Linked DNA regions of Homo sapiens: region 2 is linked to region 1. Evidence: chromatin loops called from intact Hi-C (ENCODE). Cell type or tissue: PC-9. All regions are shown on one strand.

Region 1 (2,500 bases):
GTTGGCTTTTTAAGAATAAGTGAGATTTTGCCAATAGTTACTGTTTATTGAATTATAACTACAAACCAGGCATCATGCTAGGTGTTTTACATACGTTATTTTATTTCATTAATTTTTCCCCCATAGTAGGTGCTCAGGCACTGCACTAAGCCCTACAAACATGACAGCAAAGTCCCTGCCCTCAAGAAGCTCTCCATTCAGTAGGGTAGAAATTTATGAAACAGTGAGCTAAATCCACCAATAAGAGTTACCATCCATTAAACATCTACTGTGTGCTGGGTATTTTATATTAGGGGCTTTATATGATTAACTCTCTAAACAATTCCTTGAGGTAAATCTTACCACTTCCATTTGATAAATAAAGAATGCAACTAGAAGTAGTTAAAAATACCATTTTTTTCCAAATGGACCTGTTTTCAAGTCTTGTCAATCATATTAAGAAAACTGTAAGCATTGGTATCTCAGAGGTGACATTTAAGCAAGGGAATGACATGACCAGGTCCAAGTTTTTAAGTGGTAACTTCAGCGGTAAGGAGTGTATGCACCAAAGAAGAGACTAAGAGCAGGGAGAATGTCTGGAAGCAGCTGCAATCATGGGAGAGATAATAAGACCTTGAGTAGAGGGAGTGAGGATGTGGAGGATGGCATGGATGCAAGTTGCCTTTTTAAGATAAAATGTATGGAATTATAGAATAATGTGCTACAGGATATTTACTTTTCACATTTATCTGATTATTTCCTCTCTAAGGGGGCAGCTGCAAGCTGCAGAAAGTGTTCTTGGACTGGGTTGCTGCTTGAGATCTGCCGTGTGATCCTGGAAAAGTCATTTAGCCTTTATGAGCCTCAGTGCCCTCTCCTGTCAAATGAAAAAATTTAACTAAACGATCTCTGAAGTCCTTCCCATTGGAATTCTGTGTGTGGCTCTCTATTTTGCATAGTTGTTTTTTAAGATAGAAAAATAAACTAAGCCACCAGAGGTCCCCACATCCTTATATATCTAGAATAACTATCTTGGCAAAGAAATATTTCTAAAAATTCCCTGCATCCTGATCTAGTAAAATTTCTTGTATTTGCTTAGTATAAAATCCAAGAAAAAAACAGTAAGTTGAAATTAATGTTCATAAAATCTCTAACAAAACAGTGTAAGAAATTAAAGTTTTTAATTGCCATATAATTCTTCATTTTTTAAAAAAGTCAAACAACCATTTGTAATACACTTGATTTAGGTCATAAAAGGTCATACTGAAAACCTTGAAAAATAAATTGCTGCTACACTGTTAACCAAACATAATACAATGAAATACAGGTTTGGTTTTATATTAGTGCAGGTAGTATTTTTCATAAAATGATTTTTAATAACTCTCATATTGGCGTGACATCTTATTCTTAAGGAATAAAGTTCCACTGAGAGTACAAAATAATTAAAATCCTAAATTTGACACCCATGGGCCTTGGAGGCCCCATTCCTCCTAAGAAGCAATTCAATGGAAATTCTAATAAAAAGTCACCTCTCCTAGAATAAGACCTTGCCCTCTATATCACATTTCCATTTTGTACAGTCATTCAAGGCTCACAGTATGAATGTATCCTTTATTTGGAAAGGAAAATCAATCAAAGAGAGGTGAACATGATTGCCACTATCTTTTATGGTTCCCAACAGACATCTATATACCCCAATGACTTCAAGCCCCCAAGTTTTCCTTTCTAACTTCATCTTCTCTCAGTATCCTCATTACTCACATTGATGACTCACTTGACATCTTGCCACAGATATTCTTCTAGACTCTACCTCAGCCATGGAAACAAACTTATGACTCTAATCTCTGCTAAGTTCTTCAGTTTCCCCTCATTATCCATTAGTGTTTATTTCTTCCCTAATCTGGTCTTGCATAGACCATGACAACCTAATGGTCACATCTGGATCAATCATCCCTCTTTATCCACTCCCTCTGGCAACATCTCCCTGACTATCTACACTGGACTTGGGAGTCGGATACTTCTGTATGACCTGTTACTTAGAATCTTTCACTTCTGCCATGCCCACAGTGCCAATCACACATCCTCAGCCACCTCTCCTGATCTTGCCTTCATATTCCTGTTAGGGACCACTGAGAGATGCTAAAAATGTTACATATGTTCCATGCTTTTCAAGTTGCAATTCCACTTTTACCTCACTCTTGTGAGGTACAAATGGTACTTCACTTTCAACTTTATAAAGAAGACAGCTTATGTGAATGTATTCCCTTCTATTGCACCTGAAATTGGCTTCACAGCTCCACTCCCCTCTCCTTTCAAATACAGTATTCTCTGTACCTTCCCCATACTTAACTTTGCACCATCCTGTCCCAGATGAGGAGGAGACTAAGCGACATGTTTCTCAGGTTAACATCTCATTTGTGCTTTTGGTCCCAGAGTCCCCCACTTCCTCTTGGTCCTTAGCATACAAGCAATATATAAAATTCTTCAGCCTACTATTTAAGACATCCATCAACCAAAGCCA
Region 2 (2,500 bases), 160 kb before region 1:
TTATTTTCATCAAAAGAGAGCAGCTAAATAATTTCCTCTCTGGAAACCAGCTAGAGGAAAATAAATGGCATTCTCTCGCCCCTTCCCATCCTCCAACACATTGTTCTTTTGCTAAGAAATTTTCCTTTGCGGTTTGAATGAGTTTTTTAAAAATGACAGTCCTGGGTGGGGTGAACCCTATTGTGCAGGGAATATTCAAAATAATCTGGGCTGAGAGTCAGTGGATGTGAATTGAAGGCCCAACTCGATCTGTTAGTTGCTAAAAAACCTTGAGCAAGAGTGACTAAAATGCTGGGCCTTGGTTCTCTCACCTGGGAAATGGGGAGATAGAAGCTATAGCCCTGCAGTCCTCACTGGGCAGATGGCAGGTAATGTGCATTAAAGTGCTTTATTACAAACAAACAAACAAACAAACAAAAACAAAAACAAAAAACGAAAAGAAAAATGGTAACACCTAGGAAGAAGTTACCTTTTATGGGAGGATATAAAGTCACTAATGGGGCCCAGACCCCGACCTGATTGTTCTCCATTCTTAAGCCTCACTGTTCACAGGGCTCCAAGACACCTGCCACCTGGGCTGTCTCAGGCATTCAGCTGACCTTTTTATACAGAAAGATTCAAAGTCTCCTGATTTTCCCTCTTTTATCTATAGAATGACCTGAGGACCCCGACCCAGCAAGGAAACCTCAGGACCCTGGGAGACAAAACCATCTCCCTGCCCCACCCTGGTCCCCTCATAATCCTCTTCATGCAGGAACCACCAGGCTCAACAACACCCCAATTTGAGGCAAAGCACCTTCTTGACGTGCGAATGCAGCGGCTTCTTTATTTTTTCCCAAGATCCCGCAACAGGAGCTCCCACAGTCAGAATAAGAATCCCTCCAACAAGGGTGTAAGAGACTCTAACCATAAACAGAAACCCCTCCCAAAGATGCCACCAATTTAGCAAACTAGGAATCATTTCTCTTACGGAACTAAAACTAAACACCACCAGAGGGCACCAAGTGCAAGTTTGTATCAGAAGTAGATCCAAGTAGAAACCTAGAAATTCTCTGAAACCACCAAACTGTTCCATCCACTCTCAAAATTCTCCCCTCCACTTGAGAGAGTATTTCTGGGCTGCTTGTCTCACCCTGCCCTCCAAGGTGCCACATCTAGTGCATGAGAGTTTTTGCAGCCAACTCTCCATTTCTCAAGACCCCTGGTCCACTCCAGGTGGGATCCCCAGAGGGAGGCTGTGCAGGTGTGCAAGAACAATAAATTAACACAACAGCCTGTCAGGCTCCCTTTGGGCACCCACCTGGCCTTGTGAGGACAGCACGGTGAAGACACACATGAGGCCTCACTTGGTCCCTGCCCCCGTTTCCCCAGGCAGGTCTCAGGAAGTGCAGATGGGTTTCTGGGCTCCGTGTCTTACAGAGCAAGAGCAGCATGAGGCCTCAGTAGATGTGGCTTGCCACGTGGCCTCCACCAGCTTGTCTGATGCAGGTACCTCCTAGAACCTGCTCACTGTGGTTCATTTACCCTCTTCCTCCTGTCCCCCATATCTCTGGGCCATCTGACCACCAAAAGCTGGAGGAATGTTCCAGAACACACACATCAAACTCAGATTGGCCAGAGTGAAAATTAACTATGAATGTTTCTACTCAAAATCCCTCAAAGCATCTATCCACTGACTTCATTTTAGAGACAAATAAATCTAACTCCCAGGCTGAGGTTCAGACATGAGAGGGCTGTCTAGGGTGGGCAAGAGGAGGGTCTATGTACCTTCCCCAACCACCCCACTAAACTCAGCCAGATTTTGTTTGATTTTTGCTTTAGTTTTAGTTTTTTTTTTTTTTGGGAGGGGTATCTGATCAAAAGCCCATCCTCTCTCTGATTTGGTGGACTAAGAACTCCTGTGCCCAAAGTCTAGGCAAATGTGGTGGGGATTTCCGACCTCATGAACCTAGCTTCAGCAGGATCCCAAAGTGGGAGAGACTTCCCCCAAAACAGCGGGGACAGAACAGAAGTCATTTTCCTGTTTGCTCCTCTCCTCTGAGCTAACAGCCCCCAGGCCAGATGCACAGAAGGTGAACAAAAACTACAGTCACGAAATCATTTGTAAATGGGAAAAGAAGAGAGGATCAGAAAGGACAACTTCCAGGGGAGGAATCCCAAGATGGTGTCCGAGGTGGGAGCGCAGCGGATGCCTGTGACCTGGACATTGGCATGGGGGTTCCTCCTTCTCCTCCAGGCAGGCTCAGATGGCCAGCCAGTGTTGCAACTGCAGAGAAAGACAGCGAGGACTTGATGACATGGTGGGGACAGAAAGGAGCAAGGGCCAGCTGGCGGGGGCAGCAGGAGGTAGAGAGAAGGCAGAAAAACACCCCCTTCCTTCACGGACCTCAGGGAACGTGCAAGTTGATTCCCTAATTGTCACAGAGGCCCAGAAAGGGCAGCAGAACCTCCCCAAAGTCACAGGGCAAGCCTGAGGCCATGGGCTCAAGGTGAGCCTCCC

Evidence for each region. A loop is a pair of places that touch in the nucleus more often than their neighbours do. Peaks named below come from ENCODE experiments on the same cell type or tissue, not always from the same donor. Only the 100,000 strongest peaks of a DNase experiment are listed, where the experiment ranks them.
Region 2: it touches region 1 in a loop (12-fold over the local background); 55 of 110 quality-filtered maps call a loop at or near these places.

Annotation. Positions count from the first base shown.
Region 1 is chr16:55,542,138-55,544,637 of GRCh38, reverse strand. The region is part of intron 8 of LPCAT2 (lysophosphatidylcholine acyltransferase 2); the gene reads right to left. Among named protein-coding and RNA genes, the nearest start is that of CAPNS2, 23 kb to the left of the region's middle. In PC-9, CTCF peaks have their summits at 773 and 973 (motif pointing right); a DNase peak (open chromatin) is centred at 987; H3K27ac peaks cover 297 bases.
Region 2 is chr16:55,702,089-55,704,588 of GRCh38, reverse strand. It overlaps SLC6A2 (solute carrier family 6 member 2), which reads right to left. Exons shown (of 15, transcript NM_001172501.3): 15 at 1-2,266. The coding sequence ends at 2,243. Among named protein-coding and RNA genes, the nearest start is that of SLC6A2, 47 kb to the right of the region's middle. In PC-9, CTCF peaks have their summits at 787, 1,000 (motif pointing right) and 2,460; a DNase peak (open chromatin) is centred at 998.